Linked DNA regions of Homo sapiens: region 1 is linked to region 2. A link is an interaction called in ENCODE POLR2A ChIA-PET data of the cell type or tissue named here. Cell type or tissue: OCI-LY7. All regions are shown on one strand. Each heading gives the region's core, and the rest is flanking DNA. Links, peaks and the distances in the headings are about the cores only. Region 1 has its middle 14 kb from the start of LAMC1. Region 2 overlaps LAMC1 (laminin subunit gamma 1).

The links. Peaks named below come from ENCODE experiments on the same cell type or tissue, not always from the same donor. Only the 100,000 strongest peaks of a DNase experiment are listed, where the experiment ranks them.
Region 1: POLR2A ChIA-PET joins it to region 2 with 24 read pairs; 4 of 35 experiments call an interaction of 5 or more read pairs at or near these places.

The regions. Positions count from the first base shown.
Region 1 is chr1:183,004,654-183,014,649 of GRCh38, forward strand. No RefSeq gene overlaps it. Among named protein-coding and RNA genes, the nearest start is that of LAMC1, 14 kb to the right of the region's middle. In OCI-LY7, for the core only: no CTCF peak of the experiment used is centred there; no DNase peak of the experiment used is centred there.
Region 2 is chr1:183,067,225-183,075,224 of GRCh38, forward strand. The region is part of intron 1 of LAMC1 (laminin subunit gamma 1); the gene reads left to right. Among named protein-coding and RNA genes, the nearest start is that of LAMC1, 48 kb to the left of the region's middle. RefSeq lists enhancers at 3,576-3,645, 3,656-3,705 and a silencer at 7,030-7,324. In OCI-LY7, for the core only: a CTCF peak has its summit at 4,361; DNase peaks (open chromatin) are centred at 3,777 and 4,307; H3K4me3 peaks cover 1,729 bases; H3K27ac peaks cover 1,313 bases.

The DNA.
Region 1 (9,996 bases), core at 1,057-9,056, 62 kb before region 2:
TGGTTAAGTCACTGAACTTTGGGGTTTATTCACTACCGCAGTGTAAACTCCCCTAACCAGCCTAACTCAACATCCTACATATCTCTATTTAGCCTTTTGTTTTACAAAACTATAATAATGGATATTATTCTGTATTGTTAACCCCAAGGTCAGGCACTACACCTTATTTAGCATCTAACACAGTATTATAAAGAAAATTGAACTTGAAAACTGGACTCTGCATCTTCAAACTTAATTTCCAAACCTGTTCTCCTTCCAGTGCTTCTAATCTCAGTAAATGGCATCATCACTAACCCAGTCACTCAATCCAGAATATAGAAGTATATTTCTTACGTCTTTTCAAGCTTCTAAAGCCAGAAAATACCTTGGAGGTTCTTATTCTACCTCCCAAGTATATCTTAAGTTTGCCATGTTTCTCCATTCTCTCATTCATCACTTTCTACCTCTTACTGGAGTGGTAGCCACCAGCTTTCTTTATATTTATATATATATATATACACACACACACACACACACACATATAGAGACATATATGTATATACACACACACACACATGCACATATATAAGCTTTCTTTTTATACACACATATGTAACATTATTAGGTAAATATATATGTATATTAACTTCAATAGCTTTTGGGGTATAAGTGGTTTTTGGTGACACAGATGAATTGTATAGGGGTGAAGTCTGAGATTTTAGTGCACCTGTCACCCGAGTAGTGTACATTAAACCCAATATGTAGTTTTTTCTTAAATCCCTCTTTCCACTCCCACTCATTCCCTTTCTGAGTCTTCAAAGTCCATTATACCACCCAGTATGCCTTTGGGTACCCATAGCTTAGCTCCTATTTATAAGTGGGAACATGCAGTATTTGGTTTTCCACTCCTGAGTTACTTCACTTAGAATAATGGCCTCCCGCTCCACCCAATTCATTGCAAAAGACGTAATTGTGTTCCTTTTTATGGCTGAGTAGTATTCCATGGTGTATACAGACCACATTTTCTTTATTCATTCATTGGTTGATGGGCACTTAGGTTGGTTCCATATCTTTGCAATTGTGAATTGTGCTGCGATAAACATATGTGTGCAGTGTCTTTTCGATGTGACTTCTTTTCCTTTGGGTAGATACCCAGGATTGGAATTGCTGGATTGAATGGTAGGTCTACTTTTAGTTCTTTAAGAAATCTCCATACTGTTTTCCATGGAGGTTGTACTAATTTACATTCCCACTAGCAGTGTATAAGCATTCCCTTTTCATCACACCCATGTCAACATTTATTGTTTTTTAACTTTTTTTTTTTCTGCTGGGTGCGGTGGCACACTCCTGTAATCCTAGCACTTTGGGAGGCCGAGGCGGGCAGATCACGAGGTCAGGAGATCGAGACCATCCTGGCTAACACGGTGAAACCCCGTCTCTACTAAAAATACAAAAAATTAGCTGGGCGTGGTGGTGGGCACCTGTAGTCCCAGCTACTTGGGAGGCTGAGGCAGGAGAATGGCGTGAACCCGGGAGGTGGAGCTTGCAGTGAGCCGAGATTGTGCCACTGCACTCCAGCCTGGGCAACAGAGCAAGACTCTGTCTCAAAAAAAAAAAAAAGAAAGAAAACTTTGTTTTTGTTGTTGAGATGGAATGTCACTCTGTAGCCCAGACTGGAGTGCAATGGTGAGATCTCAGTGCACTGCAACCTCCATCTTCTGGGTTCAAGCGATTCTCCTGCCTCAGCCTCCCGAGTAGCTGAGATTACAGGTGTGCGCCACCATGCCTAGCTAATTTTTGTATTTTTAGCAGAGACGGGGTTTCACCATTTTGGCCAGGCTGATCTCAAACTCCTGACCTCAGGTGATCCGCCCGCCTTGGCCTCCCAAAGTGCTGGGATTACAGGCGTGAGCCACTGTGCCTGACCAGTTTTTTAGCTTTTTAATAATGATCATTCTGGCTGGGGTAAGGTGGTATCTCATTGTGGTTTTAATATGCATTTCTGTGATTAGCGATGTTAATAACTTTTTCATATGTTTGTTGACCATTTATACATCTTCTTTTGAGAAGTGTCTATGCATGTCATTTGCCCAATTTTTGATGGGATTATTTGTTTTTTTCTTGCCGATTTGTTTGAGTTCCTTGTAGATTCTGGATATTAGTCCTTTGTTGGATGCACAGTTTGCAAATATTTTCTCTCATTCTGTGAGTTGTCTGTTTAATCTGATAATTGTTTCTTTTGCTGACCAGCTGTCTAAATAGCTCTCTTCTATTACTTCTTTGTGATTCATTTTTTTTTGCAATAAGATAAATGTTTTTTTAAAATTTACAAATATGATCATATTATTTCCATGCTTAAATAATTACCAGTTGTTTAGCATTTAGTATTCCTTTCAATAATTTCCAGTAGTGGCTGTATTTCTTATATCATATGCCATCTTACTTTATTTTAATTGTTTATTTAAATTTTTGTCCTCCTCATTAAATTTCAAGTGTGTTCAGGGCATAGCATAGCCCTGTCTTGCCTATTCACTGCTATATTTCCAGCTTCTGACACAAAACAGGCAGTAAATAAGTATTTGTTGAATGAATGAATGAATGAATACAGGGAAAATAGTATATAGTCAATAGGAGTTTACTGAATAGATAAGCAACCACATATCTTCAAGCAGGTATGAATTTTTCCATACATTCTGAAATATTTTATCAGCATATATTTTTACTTGCAACACTCTTTCCTTTCCTTTATGCTAGCCCACAATCCTTGCAACCTTTAAAATTCTAATTCATGGCTGATTTATTCACTCATTCATTGGGGGTGGAAGCCCTTTGCATATTAATTCATACCCGCTTTATACATTTGAGTTATATAATATGACTTAAGCTTTTGTTATTTTGTAAATGTGCTTGAATAATTTTTACACTTATATACTCTATCTTCTAGACTAAATTATAGATTCCCCTACAGTTGAAACCACGATCCCTATTTGTTTGGAAACTCTTCCCTCTCCTCATACCTGTAACCTCCAGGTACTTAGCATGGTGTTCTGCATTTAGAGATCACTGATTTTATTGAAGGATTGGCAAGAGTTAGCTTGTAAGAGTGAAAGCTGGATGGGAGAAATTCTCAACAGACAGATACTGGAATGGATCCTGGCTTTGCCTGGAGGGAGAAATGAACTTTGGGGAGGCTTCTAAGGCTTGAGTCAGAGGTACAAGGTGTTTGGTGTTCATTGTCTTAATTTTGCTGGGCTCTATCCCAAGATTCATTTTTTTTTAACAACTCAGTCAATCATACTTTCATGTATATATGTATGTATATATGTATGTATTTATTTATTTAAGACAGAGTCTCACTCTGTCACCCAGGCTGAAGTGCAGTGACAGGATCTCAGCTCACTGCAACCTCCACCTCCCAGGCTCAAGCAACTTTTCTGCTTTAGTCTCCGGAGTAGGAGGGACTACAGGCATGTGCCACCACACCCAGCTAATTTTTGTATTTTTAGTATAGACAGGGTTTCGCCATGTTGGCCAGCCTGGCCTCAAACTCCTGACCTCAGGTGATCTGCCTGCCTCAGTCTCCCAAAGTAACAACTCAGTCAATCATACTTAACAGGACTTTGATATATGTAAGACACATTAAAAACAAAAATGGAGAAGAAAAATAAGTTTCTCTAATGTTCTTTTAAATTGTATTGAAAACCCACAATATCCGAGGTAAATTGCATTTACTTATTAGAAATAAGTTAATGTTAAGATTTGATTTATCTGGCCGGGCGCAGTGGCTCACACTTGTAATTCCAGCACTTTGGGAGGCCAAGGTGGGCGGATCACCTGAGATCAGGAGTTCAAGACCAGCCTGGCCAACATGGTAAAACTAGTCTCTACTAAAAACACAAAAATTAGCTGGGTGTGGTGGCATGCAACTGTAATCCCAGCTACTTGGGAGGCTGAGGCAAGAGAATTGCTTGAATCCAGGAGGCAGACGTTGCAGTGAGCCAAGATCGTGCCACTGCACTCTAGCCTGGGCGACAGAGGGAGACTTCGTCTCAAAAAAAAAAAAAAAAAATTGGTCTTTAACTTCAGGTAATCTGGAATATAAGAAACATACTATCTGAATGAAGTCAGGCATACCTGCAGATGTATTCTTTGTATGTCACTGGTCATGGCCCTGTTCTGCTGCTAAGAGGGACTCCTTGCTTGGCAGTTCTGCTGTGGCAGTGGGAAACACTCCATTCTCTGTAGCCTCAGTGCTGCCATGTAACTATATAACTAAGGATGGTGCATAAGACCAATCAAGGGGACAGCCTGATGACAATGATTCTTTCATGTGCTCAAGAGACATTGATATGATGTCTTTTTTTTTTTTTTGAGACGGAGTATCGCTCTGTCAGGCTGGAGTGCTGTGGCGTGATCTCAGCTCACTGCAACCTCTGACTCCCTGGTTCAAGCGATTCTCCTGCCTCAGCCTCCTGAGTAGCTGGCATTACAGGCACGCACCACCACGCCCAGCTAATTTTTTGTATTTTTAGTAGAGACGGAGTTTCATCTTGTTGGCCAGGATGGTCTTGATCTCCTGACCTCGTGATCTGCCTGCCTCGGCCTCTCAAAGTGCTGGGATTACAGGCATTAGCCACCTTGCCCGGCCCTTTTTTTTTTTTTTTTAATTTTTAAATTGAGATAGGAGTCTTACTGTGTCACCCAGTCTGGACAATGGCATGATCTCGGCTCACTGCAACCTCTGCCTCCCGGGTTCAAGCAATTCTCTCACCTCAGCCTCCTGAGTAGCTGGGACTAAAGGCATGCACCACCATGCCAGCTAATTTTTGTATTTTTAGTAGGGATGGAATTTCACCATGTTGGCCAGGCTGGTCTTGTTCTCCTGACCTCAGGTGATCCGCCTGCCATGGCCTCCCAAAGTGCTGGGATTACAGGCATGAGCCACCATACCCAGCATGATGTCTTTATAATGAGTGTCTTAAGAAGGAAGTTCCAGCATAAGAAATATTCCAGTATTTCAGAATAATGGTAAAGCTATCCTGTTGCTTAAAATGATCCTATACACAAAATAAGGGAAAAGTACTATTCTTAGTTTGTACACCTAATCTCCATGAAAATGTTCAAATGTCATACACATTGGGCAAAGAAAATCCATTCTTATAATTACTAAAATTAAATATCAAATACATAAAATTATAGCATTTCAGAGCTGAAATATACCTTAGAGCTATAGGCACACAGGATTTTGGCATTTTGTTGTTGTGATTAATTACTTGAACTTTACTGAGTTACTAAGGAGCTACTTTTAATGGCGTATTTTAGAGGGCAGTGATTACTGGATTATGACAAACTTTGGCATTTTAGGATATAACTTACTTTTACTTTTAGTTTCCACACTGATTTAGAAAAAAAGCGGGCTCATCTTTTGTACACACAAAGGGTCACAATCTCTGAGATGTTGCTGGTTCATTTTGTGTCTACTGAAATCTGGAAGGTAGTTTTTAACAATTGTATTAGTCAGTTTGGGCTGCCACATCAAGTACCATAGACTGGGTGGTTTAAACACGGAAACATATTTTCTCACAGTTCTGGAGGCTGGAAGTCTAAGATAAGGGTGCCAGCCAATTGGATTCCTGGTGAGGGCTCTCTTCCTGGTTTGTAGACAGCCTCCTTTTTACTGTGTCCTCACATGGTGGAGAGAGCCAGCTCTCCGGTGCCTCATTTTATAAGGGCACTAATCTCATCAAAATAGGGCCCCTCCCTCATGGCCCCATCTATCGGGGAATCTGTCCCGATATTCACGTAGGTTCTTTTCTATTTTCCTTAAGCATCAGCCAGCTTGAGAAATAAAGGCATAGAGTACAAAAGAGAGAAATTTAAAAGCTGGGCATCCAGGGGAGACATCACATGTCGGTAGGTTCCGTGCTGCCCCACAAGCTGCAAAAACCAGCAAGTTTTTATTAGGGATTTTCAAAGGGAGGGAGTGTGTGAATAGGTGTGGGTCACAGACATCAAGTACTTTACAAGGTAATAGAATATCACAAGGCAAATGGAGGCAGGGCGAGATCACAGGACCACAGGACCGAGGCGAAATTAAAATTGCTAATGAAGTTTCGGGCACCATTGTCATTGATAACATCTTATCAGGAGACAGGGTTTTGAGATCAACCGGTCTGACCAAAACTTATTAGGCGGGAATTTCCTCTTCCTAATAAGCCTGGGAGCGCTATGGGAGACGGGTCTATTTCACCCCTGCAGTCTCGACAATAAGAGATGGGCATGCCCAGGGGGGCCAGTTCAGAGACCCACCCCCAGGCGTATATTCTCTTTCCCAGGGATGTTCCTTGCTGAGAAAAAGAATTCAGCGATATTTCTCCCATTTGCTTTTGAAAGAAGAGAAATATGGCTCTGTTCCGCCCGGCTCACCAGCGGTCAGAGTTTAAGGTTATCTCTCTTATTCCCTGAACAATCGCTGTTATCCTGTTCTTTTTTCAAGGTGCCCAGATTTCATATTGCTCAAACACACATGCTGTACAATTTATGCAGTTAATGCAATTATCACATGGTCCTGAGGAGACATACATCTTCCTCAGCTGACAGGATTAAGAGATTAAAGTAAAGACAGGCATAGGAAATCACAAGGGTATTGACTGGGGAAGTGATAAGTGTCCATGAAATCTTTACAATTTATGCTTAGAGATTGCAGTAAAGACAGGCATAAGAAATAATAAAAGTATCAATTTGGGGAACTAATACATGTCCATGAAATCTTCACAATCCACGTTCTTCTGCCATGGCTTCAGCCAGTCCCTCTGTTTGGGGTCCCTGACTTCCCGCAACACCCATCTAACCCTAATTGTCACCCAAAATCTCCCTCTCACAAATACCATCACATTAGGAGTTGGGGCTTTGATGTATGAATTTTGGAGGGGACAGAAACATTCAGTCCATAACAATAATTTGAAGTTCTTTTTTTTTTCTTGAAGCACTTCTGGCTGTTGGTTATTGCCATGGTGCCAATTTCCAGGGAGTTACTTTTATCTATCTATTTATTTATTTTTTGAGACAGAATCTCACTCTGTAACCCAGGCTGGAGTGCAGTGGCACAATCTTGGCTCACTGCAACCTCTGCCTCCCCGGTTCAAGCGGTTCTCCTACCTCAGCCTCCTGAGTGAGTAGCTGCGATTACAGGCACGCACCACCATGCCCAGCTAATATTTGTATTATTAGTAGAGAAGGGGTTTCACCATGTTGGCCAGGCTGATCTCAAACTCCTGGCCTCAAGTGATCTGCCCACCTCGACCTCCCAAACTGCTGGGATTACAGGCATGAGTTCCCGGTCACGGAGTTACTTTTAAAAATATTTTGCTGATTATCATGTCCCCAAATTTAGCAATTTGCTTTGATCTTGCTGAATGTTCATGGGCTGTTTATTTTGTGAAACACTAAGAAGAATTCTTTGAGGGTGATCATTTTATTTTTGGGCTTAAAGTTTCAAAACCTTTGAAATATTTTTTGTTTACTTGCCTTATGTAGTGATTATACTGAATTCCTGCTTTATAGGCTGGATTATTTTCTTCGCTAAAGCTGCAATGATGTCACAGAATTCTTTTCTATTCAGATTGTCCTTTCCACAACTCATTCCAGAATAAGTGATCAATGCTTCCATTAGCACAAATGTTCAGATGCTATTAAAAATAAGACAAGGGTGCTTTATGCCTGAAAAATTCTGTGGATGCTCGTATAAACTGGACATCCAAAAAGTCATCCAGCTCTTTGAATGAAAATGTCATTCTTGTATTCAGTGAGTTCTCTGATGTCAAGTTACTTCCTGGAATGACCTTTCCATAAATTCAGTTTGAGTCAGTAGCAATCCTTGCTTTGGAAAAGCATATCCTGTGTGGATAACAAATGGATATAGTAAACATACACCAAAGACAAGAGGTGAAAGGTTAGTAGGAAATTATCATTACCGCAGTAAAAAAATGATTGGATAAAGGATTTAAAGTCTTATACCTGGCACACTAACATTTTAAAATTTTTTCAAAAACTAAAAAAGAAATTTTTTGAGACAGGGTCTCACTCTGTTGCCCAGGCTGGAGTGCAGTGGCACAACCTTGGCTCACTGCAACCTTTGCTTCCCAGGCTCAAGCAATCCTCCCACGTTAGCCTTCCGAGTAGCTGAGACTACAGGCATGCGCCACTATGCCCAGCTATTTTTTTTTTTTTTTGTATTTTTAGTAGAGACTGGGTCTTGCCATGTTGCCCAGGCTGGTCTCAAATTCCTGGACTCATGTGATCCACCCAATTCGGCCTCCCAAAGTGCTAGGATTACAGGTGTGAGCCACTTTCCATTACAATTGAAGGACTGTATAATTTGCTGAACAGTTTTTAAAATGTGATGTTTGGGGAGAGGATTCTTTGGCTTTGCTGCCAGTAAGCTTACTTGAGTATGGCCATCCTGTCTCTGGACTTGGATAAAAATGGACCCTTTTTTCCTTCCCGTGGAACTAACATTGAATAAGCCTTGTCTCCGCAGCATATTTATGAAGTCCTTGAGTGGTTTAACATTAAAGTTTAAGTTTTAACTTTAATAATTCAGATTGCAGCCATGGAAGAAATAATCTGTGTGCATAAATTAATGGAAATTGAATTTTTATTTCCCTGAGCTGATCTTATCTACAACAGTGATTCATTTTTGCCACAGAATACAAACTGAGAATACATGTATTTTTGTTTAATGATATTTATCAACATTATTGTTTGTAGGTTATTTCTATTATGCCTATAAATTATGTTTTTACATTTTAGAAATTCAAAAAAACTTTATGAAGATATTATTTATTAGCAAAACATCCATTCAAAGATTAATGTTTTGTTATTTTGGACATAGATATCAAACCTAGGTGAATGTTAATTTGTGACTGATAGTATGACAACATACACATGAACCGATGTTTGACACTTGCTGTGTCTTTGATAAGTCAATATAATTTGAGAGGCAGTATTATGTAATGGTGAAGACAGAGACTGCAGCCAGACTGCCCGTGTCTGAATCTCAGCTCTGCCACTTATTAGCAGTATAATCCTAAGTTACTAAATCTTCCTATGCCTCTGTTTTCTCACTTATAAAATGGGATGATACTAAAACTATATATCTCATAGGATTATTGCAATGATTAAATAAGTTAACATACACTGAGCACTTAAAATGTCATTGCTACAAACTCCAAATAAGTATTTGTTATTGTTGTACATAAGGGGTAAGAACATTGACTCTAATGTCAGACATCCCCAGTTTGAATCCAGCCTTCACCAGCAGCTGAATGACCTTGGAGAAGCTACTTAAAATCACGGCACTTTAGTTTCTTCATCTGAAAATGGGGATAATAACAAATACGAGCACTAACTAAAATAATAGAGACAAAAGTCATAGAAGAGTGCCCAACATACAGTAAGTGGTGAGTGAATATTAGCAATGGGTATTATTTTCACATTAGAGAGACTAAATTATATATATGTCTCCTAAATATCAAACACAGTGTGAAATGATAAGTATGCTGTCAAATGAAAAATATTATTTCCTGTTTCACTAGCTTGGAGAATAACTTAAGGTCACATATTTTTAGTAGTAATATGACTCCAAATATCTATCCTGCTTATTATAAGAATGTCTTTCCTTTTTTAGGTCCCCATATCATGGTAAGTCCAGGAACCAGGGGTTGCTACTCAATTTCAAGGCATTGATTCTGATTATTCTTTTTTGCCACTGAAAGACCATTGCTACTTCTATAGTAGCTCCTCAGAGTAGTGGGTCAGACAGGTTCTGGTGCCAGCCCTCCTTTTCCAATTTGTTCAAACCACTGAGTCTTTCTTCTCATCTCTCTAAAGCACAGCTAGGACAGACTCCATGATCCATGCAAGGAAGAAAATCGAGTCCCAGTTATTTACTTTTAAATAACAATATATAGTAATAACAAACAGTATACTAAGAAAGATAACTAGAAAATCTCCTAA
Region 2 (8,000 bases), core at 1-8,000:
ATTGAGTAGCTCTGGGATTTTTTTCAGAAATTAAAAAAAATCTTTCATCTGTACAATTTTTCAGTTTTGTTTAGAATTCTTTTTTTGTCATTGCATTTTTAAAGCACTCATTTTAATTTAATAAAACGATGAGTGTGTCTCCTAAAGTTGACCACACAACTGCAAATTGTATTTTTTGCATTTCTTTGTTGGCAGTAGTAGTTTCCTATTGGCTGTTCTGTACTTATATATATAGATATACATATATATTTTTGTTGTTGTTGTTGTTGTTGTTGTTTTTGAGAGACGGAGTCTCGCTCTGTCACCCAGGCTGGAGTGCAGTGGCAGGATCTTGGCTCACTGCAACCTCTGCCTCCCAGGTTCAAGTAATTCTCCTGCCTCAGCCTCCTGAGTAGCTGGGACTACAAGCGCACGCCACCACATCCAGCTATTTTTTTTTGTAGTTTTAGTAGAGATAGGGTTTTACTGTATTGGCCAGGCTGGTGTCAAACTCCTGACCTCGTTATCCACCTGCCTTGGCCTCCCAAAGTACTGGGATTACAGATGTGAGCCACCACGCCTGGCCACTTGTCAATATATTTAAAAATTTTTTTATTTTTGGCTTGTCAGTATTGACCTTAATATTTGTAGTATTGGGAGTATCATGATAGCAGAAAGGACTTTGGAAAATCTATTATTAGAGGGCTTCACATGGGTGCTTCTGTAATAAAATGAATGGTGAAAAGAGACTTAACCATTTATAGTTGTTGGCTTCGGATAAATCTCCCAGAAAATAAGTGGATTGGAGTCCATTAACCCAAGCTTCCCAAAGCATAATGGGAGTTGAGCTTAGGGCCTGTTTCCTAGTGAGTGACCTACTGAGGCTTAGGGGCTAGATCAAAAGGATCTGGTAGTACTGAGTTTCTTAGTACCAAATTGAAAATGGATTTCTTTTTTTTAAAAAAGGCCTTTGTTACAATCTTATTGCCTGAGATGATGTAACATGTTAATGGGTTATCCATTTTGTATTGTTTTTTTTTGTGTGTGTATGTGTGTGTGTAAAGAATACACACAATCTCAATGCTGAAATGAATTTGAAATGTAAACTAATTATTTTCAAGTGCATAGGATATTACAGTCTAAGGTAAGAAACAGTAAGCTAGTACTCATTTGTTGTGCTAAGCAAATTACTAATTATTTAGGTGAGCATGAAGAAGAAAACCAAACCAGAAAGGTTTAGGGATATTAATGTTCTTCAAATTAGTTAAGAAAGTTAGCAGCAGCCACTGAATGAGGACCTACTATGTGTAAGCATATTTTATGCTCATTTTCCTCACAAGAACTCTATGAAGTAGATATCAAATTATTGCAGGTCTCTAATTGCATATCCAGCACTCAAGGCAAGAGGTGTTTCACAATTCATGACTTTTTTAGGTTTTTAGAAAAGTGACACATGGGCTGGGCACGGTAGCTCATGCCTGTAATCCCAGCACTTTGGAAGGCTGAGGTGGGTGGATCCATGAGGTCAGGAGATTGAGACCATCCTGGCTAACATGGTGAAACCCCATTGCTACTAAAAACACAAAAAATTAGCCGGGCATGGTGGCGGGCGCCTGTAGTCCCAGCTACTTGGGAGGCTGAGGCAGGAGAATCGCTTGAACCCAGGAGGCGAAGGTTGCAGTGAGCCGAGATCGCGCCACTGCACTCCAGCCTGGCAACAGAGCGAGACTCCATCTCAAAAAAAAAAGAAAGAAAAGTGACACAGGTATATACTTTATATCAGTGGTCCCCAACCTTTTTGGCACCAGGGACTTGTTTTGTGGGAGACAGTTTTCCACTGTTGAATTCTGCCTGGAGTATATGTTTTAAAATTCAATATGTAACTTCATATTACAGACTCTCTACTGTACCTGCTATATTGTGTATTACAACAACATCTGAACTCAGTGAATGGTTTTAGGTTCATTGTCAGGACTCTGGGTCCATTTATATGGCATATAAGCATTTTAACTTGTTTCTTGCCATATTTTCAAAACAGCCTTGTGTATGTCTGGGAACAATAAATAGGGAGTTTCATTATCACTGTTGTGCTAATGCATGTTTAAAGTTAGACAGATGAGTAGCTGTTCATCAATATATGTAAAACCTAGAGAAATGATTAGCTATTCATCAATATATGTAAAACTTAATTATTAAAAAAATGTAATGTCCTATGTCTGTGCACTGGGAGATCCAGGAAAGGTAAAAGTTAAGTCATTATCCTCAAGGAGATTACAGTCTAGTTGGAGGTGTATATTATACTATTTATTCTGTTGTTTCAGTGGGATTTGTTGTGGGAGAGAAAGGTAAGTTAAACAGAAAGCCTGAAGAGAGGTCTGGGTGTCCAGTGTGTCAGGGAATGCCTCCTTCTTGTAGCATCCAACCAGATTGTTTTGGGAGTTAGAAATGTAATGCAGTCAGTCCCCCAACTTAAAGAAATACAGCCCAGACCATCTGGTATGTCACAGTTGTGTGGTAACAGCAGTAAGGAGCATCGGCTGAGTCTGAGGGGAGAGCTGGGTGCTCCTTGCACCTCCCTGGCCCTGGCAGGTCTCTTTGCTGATCTTGTGCTGCTTTCTGAGGAGCCTGTTTTTAGAATGCTTCTCCAGGTAGCCAGCACCAGTGGACCATCATTGAAGTAGGAGTGGGTGTTGAAAGAGATAGGGAGGGCATTCCAGGTAGATAGTGTGGACAAAGGCACCAAGCCTGAAAAAAGAATGGCCCGGTTGAATAATTTTAAGTAGTTTGAGATGGCACAGTGCCCGGCACACAGTCTCTTCATAAATGATTACTCAAAGATTGAGTGAGTGGACAGATGAATGAATGGGCTAGATTGTGGCATGTGCGTGGAATTAGGTAAGAGATTCTTAGACTTGATCATAATTGCCTAGTAAATCATTCTTCCATAGCCCTTTTATAAGGTAAATACCTAGTCATAAAGTTCAATCTGTGATTCACTAGTTATATTTGCAAATTATTTAGTCTCTGGGCCTGTTTCCTCACCTATAAACAAGGTAGTTAGGCTTGAGAACTCCTCTATTCCTTCCATCTTTAGAATAGCTATGATTTTAAGTAAAGGGACAGGGACCAACTAGTGCTTCTGTTGGGGGTTCAGAGCTGAACCTCTTCTGCTGTCCTGGCTCTTTAGGCATCTCTCTGGCCTGTCACAGAGGTTGGATGACTGGGATGCCTTGTGGATGCCCAGATGTTCCTGGGATACTTCCAGTTTTGTGGGTGATGGTAATGTCTGTGTGTTCTTCCTTTGTCATCTGGGCCGTGATTTGAAGGATATACTACCATTTGTATTTAATGTCTAGGGTGGTGAGATAAGAGCTCCTATTAGATTTTTTAACTAGAAATGGAATAAATGCTGTATCTAGTTAATAATTAGGAAAACTTTACTCATATTTTTTATTTGGGGCTTAAGGAGAAAATAAACTTTAATTTAGGGATTTTTTTTTTCCTGCTTGAATTCAGTAGGGTCTTCCTCAAAATCTTAAATGGGAGTTCTCAGTTCCCCTTGTAATGTCAACCTCGGCAAATTTCTTCTGTTGATATGGAAAGAATTGTTGGACAGGTGGTAAGGGTAACTGAGCAGTGGGTAGGGATGAGTTCAAAGAAGAGAAATCCTACAGACGATGGTTGGTTGGATGATAAATATGAAGGATTGTGTGCTGATGTATTCCCTGTGGTGGTCTGCAAGAGTGTGTGGGAGACATTTGTTCTCATTTCCTGTTTCATCACAGCCTGCCACCTGCTGTGTCGCTATACAAAGTAACATCACTTTTAAAGATTGCTGTTTAGGAAATCATGTTTTATATGTCAGGAAGCTGGGTTTTTTTTGTTTTTGTTTTTTTTTTTTTGAGTCCCATTAAAGACTGATCCAGGAAGCATCTCTCTATATGAAACTTGGTGTGTATGTGTGTGTTTGTGTGTGTGTTGACAACTTAGGAAATTGGTGATTGATGCAGAAAGGAAGACAATGAGTAACTTGGGATTGTGCCTGTATGGATGTTTTGTCTACACGTGGGTGGAGGAAAATACTTGATGCTGTGTTCTGTAGCTATTACCCTGTGGAGTTTCTCACTTGAAAATTGAAGCTGTGTCCAGATACAGCTGTAATTCAGAATAATAGCAAGCATAGTACTGTCTTTGTTTTTCTGGGCCCTGGGAAGACAAGTCTACAGCTCTTTGAGGTTCATGTGTGACTCTACATTCCGGCCTCATTATTTGGAGGTTTGATATTTGCATGTTTGCCTGCTTGCTAAGCTTTGAAACCACAGAAATCAATCTTTATGGTAGTTTGTGGTCATTTGGGACATCTGCAGAGCAGTGAAAAATTTGAGTCCCTGAAACACACACAGCTCAGCTGAAGTAAAAGGAGGTGATGTTCTGCCTTCTTGTTTCAGCTGCACTGCTGTAAATAAATATCACTTTCTTAGCCTATTTAATGCCGTATTTTCCCCATTTCTGTCCTTTTTATTGGTGATTTCACTGCCTAACATGACCCTCAAGCATAGTGCTGAAGTGCCGTCTTAAGTTCCCAAACACAAGAAGGTGTGTGCCTTAGGGAGAAGGTGCATGTGATGGGTAAGCTTTGTTCAGGCAAAACACATGGAAAACAAGGTTATATTCTGTCCAGTTGACGAAAATGTTGAGACCAGAGGTTTGCAGATGTCAACTTCTGAAACAATGATTCTGTATTCTCTAATGCAGTGTTATGTTATAGAAATACAAGTACCATGAGCAGTAAAAATTGTATTTAGAGTAGAAGCTAATTGGTCCTAGTCATGGTTCACATATCTGGGTGAACATGGGGAATTTTTATGCCTTGTGAAACATATTTTAAAAGTTACCTTTTGAAAATTAAAGGAACTGTTTGATTTGGAGCTAAGAACAAATAATAGCACATAGGTAGTTTGACTTTCTGAATTCTTTTAAGTCTGCTATTTGGAGGCACTGTTTGTCATAATGTGACCATAGTGAGCTTCTGAGTATGGATGAAATCTTGTTACAACACATTCCAAAGACGATGAGGCATGGGGACATTTAATTCAAGTGTTCGTTGCAGGGTCTGCAGACAGCTCTTTGAATATCTTAAACTCCAAGGGTCCTGTCTGACTTATGTATCTGTCTGCTTCCTTAGAGGCCAGCTTCATAGAGAGCCCTCTTTCCTCAGATTTTCAACATTGTATTCCGTTTGCAAAGACCCTTCTTTATGGGTGTGGTCACTTCTAGAACGAATGCCTCAATTGAAGCTGGGAAATGGTGGAAGAGACTTTTTCCAAGTTGCTGTTACTGGGAGCTGTGAGAGACTATTGAGGTGTGATTAATGAATGTCTTTTGGGTATTGCAGGTTAAAACAGGGGTCCCCAACCCCTGGGCCACGAACCGGTACCAGTCTGTGGCCTGTTAGGAACTGGGCTGCACAGCAGGAGGGGAGCAGCAGGCAAGCGAGCGAAGCTTTATTTGTATTTATAGCCACTCCCCGTTGCTTGCCTTATGGCCTGAGCTCTGCCTTCTGTCAGGTCAGCTGCAGCATTAGATTCTCATAGGAGCATGAACCCTGTTGTGAAATGTGCATGTGAGGGATCTAGGTTGCGTGCTCTTTATGAGAATCTAATGCCTGATGATCTGTCACTGTCTCCCATTGCCCCCAGATGGGGCCGTCTAGTTGCAGGAAAACAAGCTCAGGGCTCCCACTGATTCTACTTTATGGTTAGTTGCATAATTATTTCATTATATATTACAAATGTAATAATAATAGAAATAAAGTGCACAATAAATGTAATGTGCTTGAATCATCCTGAAACCGGTTCCTGGTGCCAAAAAGGTTGGGGACTGCTGGATTAAAGGACAGAGTCAGCTGGACATCATTGTAACATCATTGCTTGGTGTTTTAGTAGCATTAAGACTTAAGTTTTGCTTTTTAAATTTACTTCTATATGTTGCTGGAGAGGATTTACTTCTGTCTCTGGTGATATTCAGCTAGGTTTTTTAGAATGGTCTGTCTGTGGGACAAGAAAAAAATCTCAGCTAACAAAATAGGTAGGGATTTCTGGATGTAAACCTAGGAGAAGTTAGGAACCACAGAAGTAAGCCTTAAATGCCTTTTCCAATCTGAAAGAAATAGCTATAAAAACAAAGGTTTTGGCAGGCTTATGGGGAGACAGAGTCAGAGTTCAGGGCCTTTCAAAGATATGTGGTCTGATAACCTCCCAAACCTTTGAGCTTGTTCTCTAAAAAGCTTTTATCATCTGTGTAAAGGGAAAACAGAAATACACCATTCTGTGAGTAGAGTTGGAGCCAGCTTTGCATCACCTAGGTAACCCAGTGGGCACTCAAGCCTTGAACTTGTGTTAAGGTCAAGCCAGTTTGGTGTTACTCCCAGGTGTCTGGTATAAGCAAGTGAACATTGTTTTGGAGCAAGATACTAGGCCTCAAAGTACTCATATATATGTGTATGTCTGTTTTAAAATACAGTGTCCAGCACATAGTCAAAGATGGTTAGGCACATTAAAAAATAGGGCTATAAATGAAAGAAAACCTAGCAAAATAATAGACAAGAGAAGCAGATACCCAAATTTCAGGTATAGAAATTACAGCTGTGTTTAGTATGCTTAACAGAAAAAAGGACAAGTTTGAAGATCAGGCCACTGGAAACAACAAAAAAGTGGCATAGATTACATAGATTAGAAAACAACCTTGTAATTCTGGAACTAAAAAAATCCATTGCTGGGTTTAATTTGCAGGATTTACACATGTTGACCTATAATTTTTCTTACTCCTTTTTCCCTTATCTGATTTGGTATCAAAGTTATACTAGCTTCATAAAGTGAAATGGAAAATATTCTTTATTTTTCTGTTCTAAAAAAATGAAATTATGCAATTATTCAAATGGAATACATAGTAACATTAGTCATATGTATCTTTTACAGACTGACAGGTTAGTGCCACCAAGTATTCACAAGTTTCTGTTCATAGAGTATTTTTATACAAAAAAACAGTGAATTTAATAGCACTTTTTATTCTCTTGAGTTTTAGGGACGTACAACTCAGGAAATGCTGAGTATTTGGAATCTAAGAGTGACATGTGCATGTGTAAAATAAGTGCTGTTATCTAAAAAATACATCATAAAAGTTTACCGTACAGTGTGTGCACCCTTGGACATGAATAGAAGACAAAAGCAATAAAGCCACTTAGTAGTGGTTTACTAAGTGTTCTGCCACTCTTGACAGGGTCCTGGTCTAAAGCTGGCACTGTCAGCATGTGAAAGGCTGCAGTCTGTAAGGACCTGGGGAAGAGAAGACATTTTCTGTATGAACATAATTGTACAGTAATATTGAGCCTGAGTTGCAGGTTTTATAAAGGAAGAGGAGGCTAAGTACTTACTGAAGGAAGAGCTAGACCTTTTCTCTTTATTCTATTATGGGAGATTTTTGACATTTTATGAGTTAGAAAAAGTTATCTTTTTCATTCTGATCTGTTAGTTTTATACCTTTAATCCCCAATCTTACTGTGAATTACTGGAGTCTATTTTTAAAATCTTGGAAATTTTTTATTTAGTGCTGCAAAAAAGAAAAATGAAACTTTACCTGAATACTAGGTAACTGAATAGACATAACGGAAACCTCTTCCATTTATCTACCTTGGGTATATATATTGGCCTTCATCTCATTTAGTTTTTACTTCCTCCCAAATTCAGACACAACCTCAATCCCACTTAAGACTAAAAGAATTATACTGAAACAAGATTTGCCCACTGCTTATATTTTTCTTGTCTAACGGAAAGTATTTTCCAAGATAGATTATTAAAATTATAGATACATTTGAGCAAGAATGAAAAAGAAAAGGGTTACCTCAGAGTTCTGTCTGATGTGGGCTTTTTTTTTTTTTTTCGAGACAGGGTGTTACTCCTGTTGCCCAGGCTGGAGTGTAGTAGTGTGATCACAGCCCACTGCAGCCTCGACCTCTCCAGGCT